2 separate regions of the Homo sapiens genome follow, and region 1 is linked to region 2. A link is a loop called in an ENCODE intact Hi-C map of the cell type or tissue named here. Cell type or tissue: ascending aorta. All regions are shown on one strand. Each heading gives the region's core, and the rest is flanking DNA. Links, peaks and the distances in the headings are about the cores only.

What was found. Peaks named below come from ENCODE experiments on the same cell type or tissue, not always from the same donor. Only the 100,000 strongest peaks of a DNase experiment are listed, where the experiment ranks them.
Region 1: a loop joins it to region 2, with 6 times the contacts of the local background. A loop is called at or near these places in 8 of 110 quality-filtered maps.

What each region holds. Positions count from the first base shown.
Region 1 is chr11:26,837,018-26,849,479 of GRCh38, reverse strand. LOC124902649 (a long non-coding RNA gene) reads right to left here. Exons shown (of 3, transcript XR_007062629.1): 2 at 2,806-3,123. Among named protein-coding and RNA genes, the nearest start is that of SLC5A12, 120 kb to the right of the region's middle. In ascending aorta, for the core only: no CTCF peak of the experiment used is centred there; a DNase peak (open chromatin) is centred at 7,149; H3K27ac peaks cover 7,805 bases.
Region 2 is chr11:26,941,341-26,953,802 of GRCh38, reverse strand. No RefSeq gene overlaps it. Among named protein-coding and RNA genes, the nearest start is that of FIBIN, 47 kb to the left of the region's middle. RefSeq lists an enhancer at 3,504-4,004. In ascending aorta, for the core only: no CTCF peak of the experiment used is centred there; DNase peaks (open chromatin) are centred at 3,398 and 6,242; H3K27ac peaks cover 6,664 bases.

The DNA.
Region 1 (12,462 bases), core at 2,423-10,422, 110 kb after region 2:
CAATAGCTGGATCCTGCTGTCTCTTTCTTTTGGTCTGGAGTCAGCTTATGAATGAGGGCAATTCAACCTCCACAGCATAGTTGGGAGAAAAAAAATCTAATAAATTCAGGCTGTGAGGGAAAATTCTGCTCTGGGTCTCCCTTTCATGGGGAAGAGAGAAGAAAAGAGGCAGTCAGCCTGCTACCTGGCAGTCGTCTGGAAGCAGGGTGTCGTCTGGACGTAGCGTTTCCTGCTGGAGTTAAACAGGCCCTCTGTTACATAAGACCCTGCTGGCATTGCTCTCAGGCCACACCCCAGCCCTGCTCTCAGGAGCTCTTGCCTTGATGCTTCAATGCTTACTTCATTTCAACAAACCCAAGACTGCTTTTTATCTGAACCTATGCCTTTCCTGGAGCATATTCCTTTAAGAGTAAATGAGGCATAGCCACCACCAGAACATTCGTTGATGTAGCCTCATCAGGGATTTCAACGTTCTAGCAAGTGAATTGCCCACATAAATCATGATTAACTATTTGATCTGTAGGGGAAAATATTCATTCAGAGAAGACCAACATCTTCCTTTAAAGGCATTACCTACTTTCTTCTTAGAACATTTGGAATGTAATTCATTGCTCTCCTTCATGACCTGAGGTCATAGTTAAAAGGTATTGATTTATTGCCCTGTGTGATATAATGATTTCCTAAGGCAGAAATGAGAGGCAAAATATTTAGTAATGGCGAGTAATAGAACTAACCAGTCAAATTGGATGATGGCCATGAACAACCCATTTGGTCTAATTAGTGAGCCCTTGGAGATGATCAGCTCTGTCCTTGGGGCTTAGTGGCCTCAAACTTAATGTTCCCTTCTCACTAACATTTATCAAATATCTACTTGTCTTAGCTAATTTAATCCTCAAATGACATTATGATACAGGTGAAAATGTTTACATTTTATAGAAGAAAAAAAGGCTTAGAAAGACCAAGCATCTTGCCTAATGTCATACCACAGCTAAGGTGCAAGACCAATATTTGGACATTCCTTACTTGCTTGAATCAATGTCACCTACAATACACTGCCTCATTCATTCCTCTTGCTCCTAGTTTGCTGTAGAGAAACTGCCTGTCAAGCATATTAAATAGGTAGTCTCCTTTGCATACCACACAGTTCTGTTTCCTATATTGTTTCAATAAATAAGCATTCATTGAATGCCTACAATGTGCTAGGCACAGAAAAATCAAATGGCCCATACAGTGAATAAACCCTGACCTCTGGCTTAATTAGCACCATATTTAACGTCCAACCTAGTCATATAATCTTTAACACTGTTGCCAAATATGAATGGTGCAATCTCTTCTACAAGGCAAAATTGTTAACTTTTGGCCTAACAAAGATCTTTCAACTTTCATTTTTAATTTCATGTTTGGTGGATGAGACATTTGGAAGTCTAATCTTAGGGTAACAGATTATTGGTAAATGTTCTCCTTTGCTTCTGCCCACCTGCCTGATACCTCTCCCCAACCTATAACACATGGTTAAGGAGAACCTGCGGAGCAATTTATAGCCACTGGTACCAGTACAGGGATGAGGAAAGAGTCTCTTTTCATCTTCATTCATTCCAAGTATATTAATTGAATGCCTACTACATGTCAGAAACTCTTCTGGGAACTTATCTTAATGCTTGTTTCAAGTCTTTCTGTGCTACCCAATCACAGATCTGAAGCAGCCTTCGTGCTTTTGTACTTCATATGCCTGGCTCAAGCCTTTCCCCAGCGATAGCCAAGAGCAACATGAAGTCTTTGAAACAGGGTTTACAGCCTTGTTTTTCTGTTACTAATATAGCATGCTGTTCTCATCATCGGTCTGATTTGGCTACTGACATGGTGACATGCTGGAATGTTTCCTCAGAGATCCAGCAGTAAAAAGGAAGCAACAACAACAAAAAAGCACAAAGAGTTCAGAACAAGTAGGTGCCTTCCAGTAAAGTCTTCATGAAAGAATTGACTTCCTTGAGTTCCTTAAAAAAAACAAGTGTTTGCACTATAGGACAGGTAAGGATATTTTCTCAAAAATATCAGGAAAGAATCCTGGAAAGAACATGAAGCTGACTCTGTTACTCCTTCCCTTAGCACTTCGAGGATTCCTCACCATTTTGGGGGGTAGATACAAATGCCTGAGTATGACATGTGAGGCCTTTATAATTCCATAATTGTTTATCCTTTCATAATCAGCTCAAGAATTACCTTTTCCAAGCAAGTTTTCTGGATAACCCTGCTCCAGTAAAACTAGCCAGCCTTTATTTGTGATCTTACTCTTCCATACAATAACATTATTCATAGTGAAATTCAATATTGATTCAGCATGGTCAGATTGCCTAGGATTGAAACCTGACTTCTATACTTCATTTTCTGACTTTCAGCAAATTTTTTAACATCTTTGTGTCTCAGTTTATCAGTAGAATGGGAATAATCATCATCATCACATCTTTCTAAAGGCATTTTTAAAATGAGAATCAAATGAAATAATATGGTAAAGTGACTATCACAGTATGTGAAACACAGCCCTCAAAAATGTAATTCCTTATTATAATTGCGTGTCTACTACTCAGTGAGTTCTTCCAATGCAAAATCCATGGCACTTAAACTTGTATTTAATGCCTAATGATATTCTTATTTATTTAATGTACAAAAGCTTCACAGAGTAAGAAACAATTAATTATGGCCTATATTAGTTAGGCTAACACTAAACAATAACAAAACTAGAAAAAAATACGTGTTAATTTCTTGGCTCTGTAACATTCTTAACAAGTGTTTCTGATCCTCATGTACCTCTCCTCAAAAGTGTGATACAGAAACGCAGAATCCTTTCATCCTGTCGGTTCCCCATCTTCAACATAGTTTCCAAGATCATCATGCTTGTCTGTCTGTAGATAATAAAAGAGGACAAAAAGTGGAGAAGGCATACTTATTCTTGACCACCCTGGCCCAGAAAGAAAATACCTCACTTCTGTTGTCATTCCACTGTAAAAACCATGATCTTTGCCACACAACTCTATGACATGCGATAGGTAAGCAAGCATCCATTTCTAATAGCCCTTGAAGAATGTTAGGAATTTGATGGAAAGAAGATGACAGGGAAGGATACTCCTGGGAAAAGAAAAGAAAGTGAATAATGGGCAAAGGGAAGTTTAGGATTATAGAATCAACACATTTCACATTTCAACGGAAATGCAGGGTACATGATAGGGAAGATAAGAGATAAGAGTGGGAGGTTGAACTCAGTCTGCACACCTTATTATGATTGTTCACTTCACATCATACACAGCCTAGGGCTCTATACTTCCTGAGCTTGACATTACATACTGCCTCACACTTAAGTGTAAAATTAGCAAATGGGAAAATACCTGAGCTCATTAGATAATGACTAATCATGATCATTTTAAGCACAGTTGTCAGATTTGACAAATAAAAACATAGGACATTAGTTAAATTTGTATTTAGGACAAAAATATTTTCATAGTAGGAATAAGCCCCATGAGATATTTGGGACATATGTATATTAAATAAGTATGTATTGTTTATCTAAAATTAAAATTCAACTGGGCTCCCTGTATGTTATTGGGGCAACACTATTTTTTTAAGGGCAAGAAACGTATCTAAATAATTTCTCTCCTAGTAATAACTGTAATTCTCTGTACTTTAGGTAAAATTATAGAAATTTTCCCTTTCCTTGTCACATTTTTTTCTTTCAAGTTCTGCACCAAAAAATTATTCTCTGGCAATAATCGTTCTTTCAAGTTGCTTCAAATGGTAAAAAATAGAAATTCATTATGCAGAATCACAGTTGGTTCTGTGATGGGACCATCATATGATGGGACTGCAAGCAGAGACTACACATTTATCGACAGTTATTTCCTATGGTATCTACCCTTTTAACAGTTAATACTGATGACTAGTTATAGAGGTTCTTCAACCATGTAGCCCATCAACTAGATAAACTTGTTATTGATTCCAAACCATTTTTTTAAGGAAGGTTCTGTTTTGCTTTTAGACCAGACTGTACCTCTAATACTAGCCAGTTGTCTTGTAAATATATAGTGATAATAAAGCAATGTTAGTGTAGTAATAGCACCTTTATTGATCACTTCCTTTAGGGTAGCCATTTTTACAATTGTTTCATATGAATTATTTAATCTTAATAAACTTTGCTACACAGAGGTTAACTAACTTGCTCAAGTCTGAACAGCTAGTAAATGGTGATGCCAGAACCACTGGATTGAGGATTGGTGTTAACCATCATAGTAGTTGGCTGCATTAGTGAAAACCATCTTCCCATTGGGACAATGACTCAAAGCATTAACACCTCCATACTGAAGCACCATCCTGGAATGAGTCAAGTGGCACGGGCTCAAAATAATGCCTTTGCCATTTCTTAGCTGGTACTTTGGGTAGCCTGTTTAACTTCTCTGTACTTTAGTTTCCTTATCTGTGAAAGGAAATGATAACGTCTACTTTATAGGGTTATAGTATAAAATTAAGTGCATCTTATGCAATGAATAAATAAATAGTAATTGATATTGTTATTATGAATATTCATTCCATTCAAACTGGTTTACACAGAATTCTCTTGTCCTTATAGAAATGAGGTCCCAGTGTTCACATGTAGATAAGAAAACACAACAAACCTCTACTATTTCTCTACCTCCTGTTCATCCTATTGGTGTAATTAATATCTTAAATGTGTGCTTTGAACAAGTGATAGATGAAGAGCAACAGCCATCACTGAGAAATATAAAAATATAGAAAATTAAAAGCTAAGTACTTGTCAATGGTTTGTTAGTCCCCAACCATCATGATTTTTTTAAATTTTATTTTCTAATGGAAGGGTTATATCTGTCTTTTCTCATAATGACTTAGGTACTTGCTCCTACCAAACAAGCTAAAAAAAGAATGCCATTGAAAATAAAATACTGAAATGTTGACATCACACTCAAAATATTACTTAGCTTCTATTCTTTGCTCTTGGAACAAAGGCTGTATACACACTGGTCTTTTCACTTTTAGTTATGCTATTCTCCTTGTGTCTCCTCTTTCTACTTATCCACCCTTTAGCCTAGTTCCTGCTTCAAGTTTCACTCCATAGACCTAAGGATAAAGATGAAGACCATCTCTGAATGCCCAGTCTTTTCTGACCAATCCCTTTTCCATACTCAGGTAGACTTAGAGTCCATCCAATAATTTGAAAGTTGGCATCCTATTATTGTGTAAAATCCATAAAAATAAAGCTTATCAGAAGAAATAACATAAAATTGAGAATCTGAGTTTCTGTTGTTCCACTTCCTGAGAATTGAATGAGGTCTATCGTATTGATCTTCCTCACAACTAGTATTGATAGATTGGAGACATTTCATAAATGTTTGTTTGACTAATGATTATAATTTAGGTAACTAATGTATGACAGTGGCTGACACATAGTAGATGCCCAAAGATCTTAATTTATTTCCCATTTTTATTATAACCATATTATAACCATGCTTCTTACATGCCACACAAGTTCATGGATTCCTAATTAATTGTTGAGAGCTTGCCTCTGTATAGGCTTCCAATTAGAGTAGCTCTGCAATAAAAAAACTGAATATCTAAAATTCTACTTTTAACTGATTTAACAAGTTGTAGTCAGACAACTAGGTCTGTTAGATATTAAAAATCTGACATAATGAGTAGCATGTTGTTTTTTTTCAGGGATATTGTTTCTTAAGGGATGTGGCATACTGTGGCATTTTTTCAAAGATAACCATCTCAAACATTCTTCTTACAATATAATATCGATAGACCTCCATCATGAGGCAGGATTTTTACCCTCTCTCTCCACGCCTCCCCTCAAGCCTGGATGGACCTTCATAACTGTCTCAACTAATAGTGGATGCCAGAAGTGACACTATGTCTTCCTAGCCTGGCTGTGACCTTTCTGGGACATTTATCTTCAGAACTTTAAGTCAACATGTAAAAATTCAGCTACCCTGAAGCCCCCATACGGGGGAGAACATGTGAAGACACCCCATAGCGTTACAGATGCCCAAGGAGTCCCAGATAAGTCAGCCTACAGTCCTCTCAGATCAGACATCAGAACATGTGAGGGAGGAAGTCTTCAGTATGATCCTGGCCCTCGCCATTGTCTGACTGCAACCTCATCAGAGACCCCAAGTCAGAAGGCCCATATTGGCTTCTCTTAGATTCCTGACCCATAAAATTGTGAGAGATAGAAAACGATTATTATTGTTTCAAGCCACCAAGTTTTAGAATGATTGTTGCACTGCCATGGAAACAAGCAGGGCAATTGGGGGGAAAAAAGTTAGTCTAATTAGGTTTAAATTGCAAGACAGATGAGCCATGTGTTAGAACATTCCATCCTTGAATCTCAGTGATCACTGTGAGGGTAAGGCAGAGACTCTGCCCAGTCTGTGAGGTTTCCATTGATTCCTGGGGTTGTGGTAACTGAAGTGGTCTAAGACAACTTTGCTCTGAAAAACTCATGGCTCTGGAAGAATAAAATATACTTCTTCTTAATAGTTTTTCCAGTAATTAAAGTTTTATTTCCACATCCGTTTTAGTAAGTGTAAAAATACATTTCAAGTCACTCTTTCCTTCAAAGTGGGAAAAGAAGGTGGGGGTTGGGGGGAAGCAGAGCCCACATGTCTCCAAATAAAAGCAATTACAAGCCCTGCCTTCACCGAGGTCATACACCTATATTGTGGAAGGCATAGGATGGTGGAGGGAGATTTTCACATCTGGATTTCATCAACTCATATTGGTTATAACTTGCAGACTGCAATTTCTTTGCCAATTTTTTTGTCATTAATCCCTTGGTAGCATAAAAAGAAAAAAAAAAGGTTCTAGACTCTCCATAAACTGCAATTGGGCAATAGCTGTTGTGCACAATAGGCAGCCCAGACTTGCTAAATGTGAACAAAACTCCCCCCTCACTGCCACTAAGGTGAAACAAAATGTGAGGTCTACATAAGTGGAAAGAGGTAAATAGCATATTTTTACTTCTGTCCATGAGTGATGGGCATGAAAACAAAATGTGCAAATCCTACAGGGGCTGAGAGCAAGAAACCCATACAGTCCATCAGTGTAAAAGGTATTGAGTGCTCACTGAGCCCTTCTGGAATTGCTCCAGAGGAAATGGTTTCCTGAGGCCTTGTTCTGGCAGGGTAGAAACAGCATTGCTGATAGATGATTGTTAGGTTTATAAACAAGAGAAAGTATTTAAGAAGGCAAATGGAGGAACACTTTTTTTCTACATATTTTACCCTGCCAGTAAGTAGAATCAGAAAAAGAGAAATTATAATTCCCAAACGTAACTTGGGCTTTTCCATCAGGAGGTGGCATGGGCTCTTTTGAGTCCAAGGGCAGAGTGAAATGATGAATAAATGAAAACTGGAACTTACTTTCTGCCTCTTGGCTCCAGTGAATAAAGATCTTTGGTGTATGACTGATGCTTAAAAGCCTTTTAAGCACCCTAAACTATTTTCGGATTAGATGACCAAGTACTTTAGAATGTGTTAGTGCCTGATGCTACCAATTAGGTAATACAATATTTTCCTTTATCCTTACTTAATTTAGAGTCATGTTTAAGAGGATGGGTCCCAGGCTTATACTCAGATTCCCTACCCCCTGACTGCTTGAGCAGGGGTCTCCATTTCTCTGTGCCTCAATTTCCCCATATTTAAAACATAAGTAATATTTTGTGAGGATTAAGAGTGTTTTGTGAGGAACAAGTATAATCAAATATCTAAGTGCCTGGGACTTAGTTAGAGCTCGATAACTTTTAGTTGTTATCCGCATCTTCAACTATACCTGCCTGACTTATTATGAACCTACACACAATTTTCTATGTTGGTTTTAGTCTCTTTTTAAAATTTTTCTCCCTATTGAGTAGTGAGTTGACTATTACCCCTTGCAGTATATAATCCCACAAGTTGTAGGTAACAATTAACCCTCTCCTTTTCTCCTCCTAAGTCTTAGATGATTTGTCTGGAGTTTAAACAGATCTTTCACATTTGATCTTACTAACAGCATTTAAAAACTGGTTCTTTTAGCTATTTTGAAATAGACAATACACTGCTGTAATTAATTATAGTCACTGCTGTGCAGTAGAACACCAGAACTTATTCCTCCTATCTAACTGAAACTTTGTGCCTGTTGACCAATATCTCTCCTTCCTTGTTCACCCCAGCCTCAAAGCCTCTGGCATACCCTCTGCTTCTGTGAGTTTGATTTTTTTTTTTATTCCACATGTAAGTCAGATCATATGGTGTTTGTCCCCTTGAGCCTGGAAGTTTAAATGTTCTCCCCACAAATGGTACATATTTGAGGTGATGAATATGCTAATTAGCCTGATTTGCTCATTTCATAATGTCACATATATCAAAACATCACATTGTACCCCATAAATATATACAATGACTAGTTGTCGGTTAAAAATACAATTAAAACCCCGAATCTGAAAAAAAAAAAACAAATACAAACCTCTGGATATGATTGAAGAGATGACTATTAGACCACAAGCTCTGTGAGGCCAGGGACAATTTTTATTTTGTTTACTACTTTGAAATACATAGAATGCAGCAACATCAGTTTTTCTCTCCATTATTTTTGCTATTATTATTCCAGAATAGGCTGGCTCTCTATAGGAACTCTCAGTCAGGGTTCAGTCAGGAAACAGGTGGCTCTACTCAAAGTGGACACTTTGAGTAGAAATGAATAAAAGCACTATTTTGAAAGATGTGGGCGAGGTTTAGGGAGCATAGCAAAGTCTAGTGTCTTCCCTAAGGGCCAGTGACAGTGGGGGTGCTGGGACTGCCACTGAGCTAAAGAGACCAGGGCAGAGTAGAGTTACCAGGAGCCAGAAAGAGGGAAGCTGTACGGAGGAAGAGGCCTGAAGCGAGCTGTGTGGAAAACTGGCAGGTAACCATCCAGCGAAATGAATACCTTGCTACACTATGTTCCTGCCTCTGGTTTCTGGCTGGTGTCCCCCATTGGCAGAGTATAACTAGAAGCCAGAGGGCTAGGGAGCCTATGCTATAGTTGCTTGGGTTTAGGCTCCTAGAGCACAGAAGAGGGAGGAAGAAATGTGGAGCCTGGACCTGGAGAGCAAATGAAAGACTTCTAGCACAGGATTGAATATTCAGCCACTTCTATGCTGTGCTCTTTCATATTCTCTAGCCCTAATATTTCCCACTTAACCTTTAGATACTCAGTATTCTCACTCAGTCTGTCCTCCAAGGACTACCCAGTGATCTGGAATTTACAGCTTCATTAATTCAGTAAATACTCATGGAGCAAGAGCAAGCCAAGTGAGTGGTGGTGCTTGCCCTCATAACCTCTCACATACTTGGGGGAGAGACAGGCATGTCAACAAATTATGATCCACTGTAATAGGTACCAGGATAGAATTGGCACTAAGCACTGTAGGAAACAGAACTAATGACTTACTTTTCTCTTATGGTGAGAAGCATGGGAGGTCAAGACAGTTTTACAGATGAGGTAACAGTTAAAGTGAATCTTGAACAAGAAGGAAGTTCCATGGTTATTCCTCTCAGGGACTTTATTTTAAACTTATTTCTAACTATTTTCTTAAAAGTTCTCTCCCCTTTTGTACTAGTTTCTCAGTTGGTTTCAATGATCCTCATCTCCTGGTATTCATGCCCTTCGGTAACCCTCCCTAAGTGTAGGATGAACCTAGTGACTTGCTTCTAAGAAAGAGAATACTGTAAAAGTTATGGGATTTACATTCTGAGATTAAATGACTGGCTTCTGCCTTGCTCTTGTCTGTTTATTCTCTCCTCTCCCTCAGTTTCTCTGAGAGAAGCTAGCTACCATGTTGTAAGTAACTTGTCTCAACTCATTCCTGCTGCTATAACAAAATACCTTAGACTGAGTAATTTAAAAGTAATAGAAATTTATTTCTCACAGTTCTGGCCAGGTGCGCACCATCATGCTGGCTAATTTTTTTTTTCACCATGTTGCCCAGGCTGGTTTTGAACTCCTGTGCTCAAGTGATCCAGCTGTCTTGGCCTCCCAAAGTGAGGGGATTACAGGTGTGAATCACTGTGCCCAGCCTCTTTTATCTTTTGGGTTATATTTGTGCTTCCATTTAAAATACACTGTTGAATTATTAGCTATTTCTCCTTTTCATTGTTTTAGTGGTTACTAGAGGGTTTACAATGTACATCTTTAATTTACCAGTCTAATTTCAAATAATATGCCACTTCTCATATGGTGCAATTATTTTGCAGTAGAATAATTCCAATTCCTTTCTCACATCCTTTGTGTCATACATTGTACTATATATATATGCTATAATACATTATTACTATTTTGCTTTAGGCATTCAAATACAGTTTCAATTCTGAAACATACAGAGAATGTCTTTGATATCATATTTACCTTTATTTTTGCCGTTTCAGGCACATTTTATTCCTTTGTATAGATATACATTTCTGTCTTGTATCGTAATTCTTCTGACTAAAGAACTTTCTATAACATGTCTTGAAGCACAAGACTCCTGGCAATAAATCCTCTCATCTTTGGTATGTCTGAAAAATTACTTATTTTGCCTTATTTTTGAAGGATAGTTTTGCTGAATATTATATTTGGAGTTTTTAAGCTTCTTGTAGTTTAAATGTTACTTTATTGTCTTGTAGTTTGCATATGCTCGAGATGTCCTTTGTAAATCATATCTTTGTTGTTCTATATGTGCTGCATTTCTTTTCTGACTGCCTTCAAATTTTTTCTTTGTCTTTAGTTTTCAGTTGTTAAATTATGATGTATTTACGTGTGTGTGTATGTGTGCGTGTGTGTCTGTGTTATTTATTGTGTAAATAGATTTAAGCTTCTTGGATATATGGTTTGATGTCATTCATTATTTCTGAAAAATTCTCAGCCATTATCACAAAATATCTATTTGTCCAGTTTTCTCTTTTGTCTCTTTCTGGCACACCAATTACACTTACCTTAGAATATTAACATTAAGTGCTCTGGGTTTTGTTGTTGTTGTTGTTGTTGTTTGAATTCACTCTTTTTCCCAATGTTTTGGCTTGGACAATTTCTATTTATTCATTTTTACTCAAAATCAGTCCTTTCAGGTCCATCTGAGTTGTTGAGTATATCAATAGTTTATTCCTTTTTATGGCTAAATATTGACCCAGTTAGAGTTTAGTGATTTTTTTTCCCTTAGCTATCTTAAGTCTACTGATGAGCTCTATAAAGAATTTCTTCATCTATGATATAATGTCTTTTATTTCAACTTTTCCATTTGACTTTTCTTAAGTTTCATTCCCTCAACTAAAATTCCCCATCTGTTCATTCATGTTGTTAAGGTTTTCCACTAGATTCTTTAACATGTTAATCATAGCTACATTAAAGTTCTCATCTGATAGTGTCAATATCTCTGAGTCTGGATTCATTAATTTTTGTCTTTCAAAATTTTTTTGTGTATTTCAAAATTTTTTACTGAATTGTGGACCTCATGATAGAGACAGAGAGAATATTTTTACTGGGAAATGGCTACACTTCTACTTTTGGGCCAATAATATGATGGTTCAGTCATTCTAGAGAGGAGTTGATTTAGGTTTGGGTTTTATTATTGCTAAAGTTAACTTCTTGCACTACACACTTCACATTTCTCTGCCAAAAGGCTGACTTTGTGATTAGGGTAAACCTGTGAGTGTACCTCTTGTCCTCAATTATAAACAATTATATACCTCTTGTCCTCAATTATAAACAATTATTATCTGAGCATGATCAGAAATTATTTTGTTGAATTTCAGGTATAACCTAGGGTTATTGTATTCAAAATGTGGTCCTATAGGATGACTACACATCCCATTTTGCCTAGAACCATTCCAGGTTTAGCTAAAAACTCCATATCCTAGGAAAAACCCTCATAGTTCCCAGGCAAACTGGGTAGGTTGGCCACCCCATGACAAGAGACTAGCGTCATTGATATTATCTGGGAGACTGTTATCACATTGGTGCAAAAAGTAATTGTGCCATTAATGGCAAAACCAATTACTTTTTGCACCAACCTAAAAGTAATAAAGAATCTTGGCTCTACTTCAAACCTACTGAAGCAGAAACTGTATTTTAATAAGATGCACAGGTGATTCATAGGCACATGAAAGTTTGAGAGGAATTGCTATGGAAATAGGAGTCGAGAATCTACATACCTGAAATTTAGATTCCCAAGACATTTTGGATTTTGTTCTTAAATGTTTCTATTTTCCACTCTCTTTGCTCTACTACCAGTGTTACTCAACTTATGGGAAAATCTTCATTTGTCTCCCACCAGGACTTAGTTTATTATAATTATCCTGTGGAAGCACAATGTCAATTGCCCTCTAATGAGTATCAGCTGTTTTAGTTCCATTACTCTGTGTGTGTGTGTGTGTGTGTGTGTGTGTGTGTGTGTTCATGTACTTT
Region 2 (12,462 bases), core at 1,506-9,505:
GATTTTGCCACTTGTAAGGGGTACGACTTGGTTCCCTTATAGACTCAAGATGTAGCTATCTTTGTGCCAGGATTTAAACTTGGTCCCAAGGAGTTGTTCTATCTAAAAATGTAAATAAGCATATTATACCTACTTTATGAGATTTTGGAAAAAAAATAGATAAATAAGATTAATGTTTTTCCCTTAAGAAGCACATAATCCAGTGGGAGAGAGAGAGACATGGAACGTACAACAGCAATTAGGTATAAGAAGAGCTATGATGGGGGATATACAGACAAGATATCGAATAAATTGGGGCAAGAGTCACATGTGACTTCAGGAGGAGGCCATAATGGTCAGATTCCCAGTGCTCACCATTAGTCATTCATCCTTTTGTGGTCCAAGAATTGGAGTTGTTTAAAATGTCATATACTGGCTGGGCGCGGTGGCTCACACCTGTAATCCCAGCACTTTGGGAGGCCGAGGCAGGTGGATCATGAGGTCAGGAGATCCAGACCATCCTGTCTAAGACAGTGAAACCCCGTCTCTACTAAAAAATAGAAAAAATTAGCTGGGTGTGGTGGCGGGCGCCTGTAATCCCAGCTACCCAGGAGGCTAAGGCAGGAGAATGGCGTGAACCCAGGAGGCAGAGCTTGCAGTGAGCCGAGATCATGCCACTGCACTCCAGCCTGAGCAACAGAGCGAGACTCCGTCTCAAAAACAAAAAAAGTCATATACTGCATGAGCAGGATAACCTACTGATATAACAGAGAGTAAGTAGAAGGGCCATGAGGCCACACAGATAAAGGAGTTTTGTTTTTGTCAAGGGGAAAGGAGGAGTATTAATATTAGACATTAATAGCTGACACTTAGTCTTACTATGTGCCAGCAACTACTCTAAGAACTTTACATGTATCATCTCATTGAATCTTCTCATAATTCCTGTATTATCTTGAGAATGAGAACCTTTTACAGAAAGAGGAATTACAGTTGCAGGTCAAGGAAGGGTCTTTATCGTGGAAGGCAGAGCAAGAGGTAGAAGTTGAGCTGTCTCTGGAGAAAACATTCATGGGAGTATCCCACCCAGAGGGCATGTATCTTGGACTGGAATCTGAGGCACATGGAAATTTTGAGTATCTTAAAAGGACAAGTTGGAAGAGATGATGGGCACAGGAAGGTGGGGTGGAAAATTAACTTTTTCTGAAACTTATGTAACTTTATTTACAAGTTTGGCCCTCAACAGTTTGATACGTGGTCTATCCTCAGATTTTGACTTCCTTAGAAAAATAACCTCTTTCTTTCACATGGACAGAAGGGGACGAAAAATGATAGTCACTGCTAATTTTTTTAAAAAAATGTACTAAGTGCTGGGATCTGTTTCAAGCACTTAGCATACATTATTTCATTTACTCCAAGTAACAGCTGTATAAGGAATGAGCTACTATCATCTCTATTTACAGATGAGGAAATGGAGATTTAGCATGGTGAAGTAACTTATCTAAGGGTCACATCTCTAAATTAGGTATTTGAACCAACATTAAAAACCAGAGCAGTCTGATTCCAGAGCCTACAGTCTCAACCCCAAAAAGAGGAAAGTGTTAGATTATAACTCAAGGCGAAACATTTCTGTTAGGGTGGAAAAATAAAAAAAGTAAATTGCAGCAAGATGTGTCTTTTCAAAATTAAAATATAGTTTAAGCAGTTAAAGATTTTTTGCTGCGAGGCATTACAGACCACTGATAAATGTGTGCTGTCTCAGGCGGAGATTGGAAACAATGCAGCGGTAGCTTTTAGCCATCAGCCTGCGGTTTGCTGCAGCTGTGATTTTCCATGGATGCAGTTTTGGGCTATCTTGTCACTGGCTTTTTGGTGCCAGAGGCTTCAGAATGCTGAAGTTTTTCTCCTTTTTTATTTTTATTTTCTGCAGACTTGACTATGCCTGTATCACCTAAAATTATTACCAGTCATGAGCCCTTTGTCATACTAATGTCTTGCTCCCAGTGCTATTTTTTCTTATTTTAATTTCCTTGTTGTTCCCCAATGTGATTTTTACTCTGAGGCGGGGAAAAAAAACAGTCTGTCTTTTGATGACTTTGTTAGTTTTTCATTGGAAGAAACCTGCAAAAATGCTTTTCAAAACATTTTAAATGGCAGCAAACAGTCTGGGAGGTGTTTAAATGTAATGGAAAAATAAAGGATTCATGAGGAAAGGATTTTCAGAGAACGTGGACAGAAAAAAAGTAAAAGCTGTTTAAAACACAACTTTATCTACCAAAATGACCCATCTAGTGTCTTTACATGTGGCTTTTCTTTCACAGGTGCTCAGGCTCCAAAATTTTGAGTTCAGAACAACAGGCAAATGCAGAATATTTGAGGCAGCAGAGCAGAGCACTGGCTTTAGCAGGCAGTCAATTATTGACATTTACTAGCTGGGAACCTTGGGCAAGGTTCTGTGATTTACCTCTGCCGGTCTCAGTTTTCTCTTTTGTGAATTGACAATAATGATAATAATTAACTCATAGTTGTTATGAAGACTAAATTTTATATATATATATATATATATATATCTGGCTATTTGCCAAGTGCTTGGTACATATTAAAAGCTGAATACTGGTGGATATTTCCATTATTTTATAAGTATCTTTTCTTCTCCTGCATTGATGTTAAAATGACATCAGTAAAAGTGTGTTGGTATTGATTCTGGAAAACTTCTGGCTTCATCTAGTTCAATCTTCACCAGAGCAAAGAATCCTGCTTTTCTCCCAGAGAAATCCACAATGTACTCATTAGTGCCATCCGTGGGCACCTTACTTTCTCTCCTGATTGTTGGAAAACTGGCTCAGACTCTTAGAAAGTTCCTATTCTCAGTACTGGTTTCTAGTAATTTCTACTCATTGGCCTCAGTTCTGTTCCCTGGGGCCACCTAGGAGGGATTTGGTCTCTTTTCCACATGCCCCAAATAAGTGAAAGTATCTGAACAAGTTACTTAACTACTCTGGGCCTGGGTTTACTCATATGTAAAGTGCAGACTAGTGTTTCGCCCTCATGGTGGTATCCTGAGGATTAAAAATATATAGACGTCTGAAGATAGCCTAGCTATAGCAGGTGCTCAATAAGGTGCTCAATAGCAGTCGCTGTAATGTGCTGGCCTTAGTTTAAGAGCCTCTGCAGATTCTGTGAGTGTTTGTCTATGTGGCTGATGACTCTCAATGAAGATTGCCCAATGTCAAATGTTTTCCTGCAGGCCACAGAAGGGATGTTTGGATTTCGATTAATCCACATGGCAGCTCTCCATGGTGGGGGCTGTGTCTTTTTGGTACTCTATTACTTGGCCAAACAGCCCCACTGTGAGGAAGTTTCTTGCTGCCTTGTGTCGCTGGCTTTCATGACCTGGCGGTGGCTTGCCTCACTTTGTACTTCCCATGCCAGTGCTTCCCTGTTGCCCCTGAGGCTCAACAGACCTTGAGAGGTGCCCACATTGGTGCCTTGGTTTACTCAGCCAGGCCAGCAAGACTGCCAGTTGCAGGCTGCAGATGAGGCTCACGGGCACCTATGGGCTCACCCCTCATGCCGTGACTTGTGCCGTGGATGTCACTGCTGCTGCCTCAGGTTCTGGCTTCCCCAGGTGGAAAGGTGCAATTCTGAGATGAGGTGGACTCAATATCCTGTGAACACTTTGAGTAACAGGAGCTCAGAGCTGGGCTTTCTTTTTGCTCCCTGACAGCTCTAGAGTGCAGTAGTTTCAGGCAGTTCTCTCAAGATGCCCTGTGGGACTGAGCATTCAGCAGTGCTTGCTATGAGCATGCTATTGAGCCTTTCCATGACTCATTCCTCCCTTTATTTTACTTCTGTTTTCAGGGATTTCAGTCTCAATAATTTGGGGGGCGTTAGCATATAGCCTTTGTCTCAATCTCTGTGTTCTTGGGAATTCTGGTAAAGATGGGTAACTAGTATTACTATTGCCACTGCTCTTCCTCTTACTCAGATTTCATTTCTTTGGGTTCACCAACCATTGCTTTCATGGCTGATTATCAGCTCTTCACTCCCCTACTCACAAAACAAAGCTTATTTCTCTATTTTGTGAGTCAACATCTTTGGCCCAGTACTTCCCTTCTTTTATTGCCACTGCCAGAGTTTCTCCCTTAATTCTTACTATTTGCTTTCAGATCTCATCTGGTAATTTGATCTAAGGTAATATGACAACAAGTGCAAGTGACTTGACACATCACCTATTGGAGATACTATATTTGAATATTCATAGAAGTTTTCTGAAAAAAGAGCCCCAACTTAACTAGAAACCATGGGTTGGCAAACTTTTCTTGCAAAAGGCTAGGGATTAGGGGATTAAGTATTTTAGGCATTGCCAGCCATGGCCATAAGATCTCTGTTGCAGCTATTGAACTTTACAGGTGTATTGTGAAAGAAGTCATAGCAAATATGTAAATGAATGTGCACAGTGAGTTTCAGTAAACTTCATTTGCAAAAACAAGTGTTTGACCAGATTTGGCCCATAGGTTTTGACTACAGACACTTGCTCTAAACAACGGAATTACAAAAAAAAAAGTGAAGTAGAATTTTGGGAAAATGTGGGTTATTCAATATCTTTCAAATTCAGTTTCCTTAGTTTCAATTCATTTTTAATTCAATAAATGATATTGAGAAGAAAAGGTAACAAACACTTATAGAATTCCCCAATGAACCATATTCTAGGCTAGGGATTTCCATATGACACATCATTTGCTGCTCCTAGCAACCCTATAAAGTCACTGTTGTTATTCTACTTTTTGATGAGATGAATAAGCAGGTCCAGAGATAAGTGAATTGTCTCCTTGTAAAAGGCAGTGTCAAGATTCAAAAATAAGCTTACTTTAACTTGAAGATCTATATTAAAGTATTCTAATTAAGTACATACTGTATGTAAAGTTTTGTACCACTGGCTGCATAGAATACAGAGATGAATGAGATAGTTTCATTTTAGTTAGAAGCAAAATAAAATATCAGCAAAATAAAATAAGACAGGCTCTGATATCCCAACAGAACTACAAAGTACTAAGGGAGTTTAAAGGAGCTGCCTATCAGGCATGTGGGAAGCAGGAAAATCCCATAGAAAGGGTGACAATTAAGGTGGTATTTGAAGAACTAATATGATTTTGAAAGCTAGAGATAAGGAAAAAGGTTGTTTTAAGCGAAGAAAGAAAGAAAAAAAGGAACAGGAAGAAATAGTGCCTACTGAGGAAGTGTGGGTCATCAAAGAGAAGGCTTGCCTTCATAATTGGCCAAAGGCTTTGCTCAGCCCTATCCCTAAAGGCACCCTCTGAGTCTAGCTCTGTCCTGGGACTGACCATTAGTTAAGTGAAGTCATCCTTGTCTAATCTTCTCCTAGAAGGGTGTTTCATTGTGCATGATGGATGCAAAAACAGAATTCTCATCAGTAAAAACAAAAGCACACAGAATGGGAACTAATGAGTCAGAAGTTGAGTAGATATTGGATGAAGGGAAGGCAGAAAATTGTCACAGGTAGTACCAAAGCGGGAGGGCCTAAGATAATGTTCTAATTTAAAAAATGGAAGTTGAAGGCTCATTTTTAGTAGATTCTGGTTTTACTGGATTCTGCAACATAATGACCAACACTTTGCACACATGCAGAACAGCCTAAAGCTATAAAAACTATGACATGACTAAATTCATTGGTCAGCTGTCTTTTGCAATATTTATGACAATTGCAATTTAAATTCTTACTTGAGCAATCATATTTTCCCTGGACTATGAGGACAAATAAGGGCAGGAAATTTGTCTGTCCCGTTCCATGCTGTCCTTGAATTTGGCACATTGCCTTATACATTGTATGTGCTCAATAAATATTTGTCCATTGATTACTTGAATACATGGTTGGATTCAACCAGGTTACTCTACAAGTAGAGAGCTAGAGTCTGAATTTTGTAGTAACTTGTACAACCTTTCTCAGCAGAAGCAGCCTCTTTCATGGAAGTATTCCTGTAATTCACTGGAGCTTCCCACATGCTCCTCCCCGTCTTTGAAGGCTCATAGCCAGAAGGAAGTGCTCAACCACCTAGTGTAACCAAGTCTTGCATCATTCACATAGAGAGGGAGATTTTCCAAGTTCTTATTGCGGTGGAAAGATGAGGTCAAACTGTAAGGGGTCAGCAGTGCTCTTAACACTGCCTTTGTGTTGTTTTCATATAAATATTTTTACTAGGACATTTTTTGGCAAACAAGTCTAGCTCCCAGGACTGTGGAGAGCAGGGAAGCTTTGCTCACCACATGCCCATGGTATGCACTTGAGTCAACTTAGGGCCAGTGCAATTTGAAATCATGTCCTTTTTCACTTTTGTCTTGATGCCTTCTCACTGACTCAGTGTCTATCCTTTATCCTTTCTCCAAATGAGAAACATCTGGGCTAAAGTGAAGTCCATGTCCCAATTCCCCACCTCCTTCTCCTACCAAGAAAGCAGCAGCTGTTTCTGACACACTAATCCTATTACAGATGTTTTGATAATTACCAAAAAGCTCAATTTGGCAGCTTATTGGTGGAGCAGCTAAACCAGATTCACACATTTAAACATCTTCTGCCATTCACCTAAGGTAGTTCTCTTCAAAGATCTATTATATAATTTGGTTGGAGAAACTCTGAGAGGGTGCTTCTTTACTGAAATAGGTAAGTTTCTTAAAGCAAATGTAAACAATAACCTTTGATGCTTCCGCAGAGAGTGTGGTTGGTTCATCTCTCTGTTTCTCCCACTTTGCAAAGCCTAATCCATAATGTTGCCAATGACTATTGGAGGAGCAAATGGATAAATCCAACGCCATACATTGCACTTTTCCTTTTGCCATGTTTCTTTGTTCAAAATGCATTTGACCCATGTCTTTGTGCCAAAGAGCAAACCAACATAGTATTTGATAATAAGATCTTGTGATAATAAAAATGCCTTACATATTAAAGAGCTTTGCGTATTGTTGTTTTTGTCCCCAAGTACTTTCTTATCCACAACCTTATTTCATTTGTAATATCCTATAAGATAAACATAATGCATTATTTTCATTTATTGGTTATTTTCTCTCCCTTAGCTCTTGTATCCAACATAAATCAAGGCCATTGATTATAACTCTGCAATGGTCTTTGAGTCAGTTCTCTACACATTCCTACAGCATTACTAGCTTTACGGAGGCTGCCATTTTCTCTCATATAGTCCCCAGCAATTTTTTCCTAGCTGGTCTCCTAAGCTTCTGATTCTTCTGTTCACAATATTATCATTATCTTTCCAAAGCAAGGAATTGATCCTGCCCCTCTCTTTTTTCTGCTATGCTAATGACTCATCACTGCTTTCCTAGGTCAAGTCTGAATCATTTAGTGTCATGCACAAGATCTTTTGTACCTTTCTTTAGTTTCCAGATGACTCGTGGTTGTTAAGCTATGTCATGCCTCTTCATATTTCTGTGCCTTTTCTCATGTGGTACTATTTATCTGGAATGCCCTGGCCCACTCTGTATTCTTATGAAACTCCTATTTATACTTTAAGACTCAACAAAACATTCACCCTATTTGTGAATGTTGTCATGACTCAGGAAGAGTTCAGTGCTCCTTCCCTCTCTTTATGTGACACTTTACACCTTTACACAAACCTTTTTTTGGCACTCATCAAACTGTAAGAAAAGTATTTGAACAACCAGTTCCCCTACTAAACCACGAGCTTACCCTTATATCCCCCCTGACAATGGCCCAATGCATGTCACATACCAGGTACCCAATGAACTCTTATTTAATAAATAGATTTTACAAATAAGAAAGGACACTGTGAAGGAGTATCAGGGACAAGACTTTGGAAATATGTTCTAATCCTAGCTTTTCTACTAATTCATGGAAACCTCTCTGGACCCATTTTCTCACCTACAGAATGAGTGCATTGATTGGGCTATCCTTGTGGTCTCTTCTAGGACTTACTACTGTAAGAAATTCTAATAGGTTGCTCATCTTTTTAGTTACCAAAGCCAGGACCAAATTCAAGATCATCTGACTTAGGGTCTAGGATTAATTTTTCTGAAGCAAAGGTTGAAATTAAAAAGGAAGATATGTAGGAAGGCAGAAGGACCTATTGATCCCAGTGTTGGTAATATGTTGCACCAGCTGTGTGACCTCGGGGAAGGTATTGTCTCTCTGGTCCTAGTTTTTCCATTTGTATAATGAGGGCATTAAACGAAATTGCAAATATGTGGCACTATTTTCCCAACTTATTCCTTCTATGCCAAAGGCAGTCATAGCTAATCAATTACTAAACATTCCACTGAATCCATCTGCAGGGTCAGACTTCATCTCAACACGATGCTACAAGAAGCCACTTCTGTTCTTTGGAGTACTTTCAATGCCAAGAATGTACATGAGATTAAAACAAAAGAAAGCTACTGCTCTTTTTGGCACTAGATATTTTCTGAAATCTCTCTCAGTTCTGTTATATTCTAATAGATCCATGGTGGACTTTTTCTATATTTGGACTTAGTTTCTAGTCTCTGAGGGTGACCATGAGGAGGAGACCATGCACAGATCCCTGCAATGGGTGGGTTCTTTCATGATGAGCCCAGGCATAATCACCATCCTGTGAGTGACCAGTGTCTTTTATTTTTTTCAGGTCTAATGCCAATGACTCAGTCACATAAGCCAACAAGGGTATCCACATTAAATGCATCTGAGCAGAGTGAAAATCAGTCATAATTGGGGACAGATGTGGATGCAAAGTTCTCATGTGTCTTTTTTCTTCTCAGTGGACTACTGCAAAGGAAGTGTTAACTGATTTTGGCACTCTCATCTGCTTTCCAGAAGGCCTGTTTAGAAAAGCGTATGAGCACTTGGGGAATCCTTGATGCTTCTAGAAAATAGGTTACATGAGGACATTCTCTGAGTCCTAATTAAATTGATTTTCCCTTTTAGTTCCTGGAATGTAATAAGGTAAAAATAAATATTTGTGGAATGAATGAATTGTTAGGCTTCTCTCTAGCTAGCAATTCTATTGCCAAGTGCCATGTTCTCTCTAGAACGATCCCTGCTTACCTTAGCATATTATAGAATCTTCCCTCTATGAGCTGCCTTATTCCTCTGACTTTGGAAATAGCTGACTTGGAGGATAATTAGATGCTTTTACTTTGTGTCTCAGACTAGCCTCTAAGTCTCTCAGGCAGGGAAGCACCTTACTTCTCTTCATTATATTATATATGTTATAATATTTATGTTACATAGCTCTCATAAATTTATATAATAAATTATATATTATATATGTTATTATAGGTTATACTTTATACTCAACATTTAGTAACTAGATAGCTGTCAACTCTCATCCATACTCATGGAAAGATAATCTTTTAAAATGAGAGTACCAAGGAAAGAGAGGAAGGTTTATTCAAATATGGCAGAATATAAGCTTAAGCCACATAAGCAGAATCATAACCTCAAGGATATGGGGTGGGGCAGTCCCCTGGATTGATAGCATGTTATATTTAGTTCTAGCTGATATTAGCTCTGGAGAAATAGGAATAACCTGGAGTACATTCAGAGAAGAGGGACAAGGTTGGTATCTTGGTCAGCTTAGGCTACAATAACAAATACTTCAGACTGGATGGCTTAAACCAAAAGACTTATTTCTCAAAGTTTAGGAAGCTGAAAGTCTGAGATCAGGGTGCCAACATGGTTAGAGTTTCGGTGAGGGCTCCCATTCTCACATGGCCTTTCCATGGTGCATGCACACAGAGAGCAAGTTCTGATCTCTTCATCTTCTAAGGGCACTAATCTCATCACAGGGGCTACGCCTTCCTGAGTCCACCTAAACTTAATTATCTCCTAAGGCCCCATCTCTAAATGCTATCACATTGAAGATTAGGGCTTCAACAAAGGGATTTGGAGGAGACACAGACATTTAGTCTATAGCAGTGAGTGACTTGGAAAGCATGTTATGCAAGGACTGGTTCAGCGCTCTGGAGGCATTTACTCAGGGAAGAAAGGGTTTAGTGCTGGCATGATAGCTGTCTAAATTTATCTGAAAGCCTGCCTTGTAGCCACAGGATTAAGCTTATTGTGTGTACTTTCATAGGGCAGAACTAAGATTGGTGGATAGAAAATATTGGAGCGTGAAGGTAAGGGCCCTCCTGAATATGCTTCATGGCTCCCACTCACCTCTTTTGGGTGGATGTCTAAAATTACAAAATTCTCGAACTGCAGGATGCTTAGCAGATTGAAGGATGAGTATTTATTACACATGACTCAACATTATTTTTTGGATAAAATACACAGGGACTTATTGCCACATGGGGACATTTGGTGCCTATTTTCTGCTTGGAAATATTCAGCCATAAAATGAATTTGAGAAAAGAAGCACTTCCCACAGCAAATAAGCATCAGTAATTACCTAAAATCTAAACTTCGGGAATTGGGGCCTCAAATCCAGCAGATTTTTGGTACCATCTTATGAAGCATCTGAATTCATCTGGCTGATTTCTATCACCATTACTTATTCCTAATAGAGACAATGAAAGTGGGCTCTGAAGTTCATGGAATGAGTCTGAGCCTGCCTGGTTTTCTAGGAGAGATTTCTCCCTGATTTCTTCAGGTCAGTTCAGGAAGGAGATGTCTTCTTTCACCAAACCACTTGGGAGGCTGAGTTCTTACAGTTGGCATTAATCTTAGGGTTTTCAGGCACAGAACAGAGAAGTTGCTAAAATAGGCAATAAAACTGGGTGTGCTTCTCTACCCCAACATCTGTGTTTCCTTCACTGAACCATGCTTTGTACCATGCAGCCTAATTAAAAGACTTTTACACACAGCAACATACTCGGTTTTATATATCTTCTCAAGGAAAAAGGCAAAACTAGGCAATAAAGAAAAATGATCCGTGTCAACAAAAGCATATGAGCTATTTTGCAACTATTCTATTTAGACTTCCTTGTTGGTAAAACAATGCGTTCTCAAATTTTCTTCACTAACTTCCCTTCCAAGACTACGTTAATGACATAGAATAATGACTATCTGGATATAATTTTTTTAAAAAAACTTTCCATGTGTCTACTTCATGTGACATCTTGTATTTCTCATCCACACTTTACCCCTAGAAAACTGGTCTTCGATGTGTCAGTGCAATTAACAGAAATGTTTCAGCTCAGAAATCCTTTTGAGAATAATTCTTTATAATCAAACATGAACAAGCAGCGCATTTTAAAAAATGTATTTCTCTTTGGAGAGTAGCCAGACCATGACCAAATTATCTGGAACTTGGAGCATGAGAGTGAAGCCGAAAATGTAAAAATGGAAATGGAAAATGGTGTCACACACCAAAAATGGAGACCAAAGGGTGTGTCTCTATGAATTCATCTGAGCCAGACCTTTGGATAGAAAAAGAGAATGAAAAGTTAAAATAATCCCTTTTTTTTCTCATTTGACTGGCATTGATTGGTTATACCAATGATTCTTAACCTTTTTGGGGTCCTGGGCTTCTTTGAGAATTTGATGAAAACCTCAGATGTCCACCTCAGAAAAAGACTAATTCTTAAATGAGCAGTTTGAGTTATGCAGAGATCAAACAAGAACCTCAGGCCAGGGGATTAACAGGTTAGACACACTGATGTGGTTTAGCTATGTCCCCACCCAAATCTCATCTTGTAATTTCCATGTGTTGTGAGAGGGACCTGGTGGGAGGTAATTGAATTATTGGGTGGGTCTTTTCCGTGATGTTCTTGTGATAGTGAATAAGTTTCATGAGATCTGATGGTTTTTAAAAAATAGGAGTTTCCTTACACAAGCTCTCTCTTTGCCTGCTGCCATCCACATAAGATGTAACTAGCTCCTCCTTGCCTTCTGCCATGATTGTGAGGTTTCCCCACCCATATGGAATTGTGAGTTCTCCATTAAACCTCTTTTCTTTGTAAATTGCTCAGTGTAAGCTATGTCTTTATCAGCAGTATGAAAACAGACTAATACAGTAAATTGGTATCAGTAGAGTGGGGCATTGCTGAAAAGATACCAGAAAATGTAGAAGTGACTTTGAAACTGGGTAACAAGCAGAGGTTGGAACAGTTTGGAGGTCTCAGAAGAAGACAGGAAAATGTGGGAAAGTTTGGAACTTCCTAGAGACTTGTTGAATGGCTTTGAACAAAATGCTGATAGCGATATGGACAATTAAATTCAGGCTTAGGTGGTCTCAGATGGAGATGAGGAACTTGTTGGGAACTGGAGCAAAGGTGACTCTTGCTATGTTTTAGCAAAAACACTGGTGGCATTTTGACTCTCCCCTAGAGATTTGTGGAACTTTGAACTTGAGAGAGATGATTTAGGGTATCTGGCAGAAGAAATTTCTAAGCAGCAAAGCATTCAATAGGTGACTTGGGTGCTGTTAAAGGCATTCAGTTTTAAAAAGATAACAGAGCATAAAAGTTCAGAAAAGTTGCAGCCTGATAATCTGATAGAAAAGAAAATCCCATTTTCTGAGG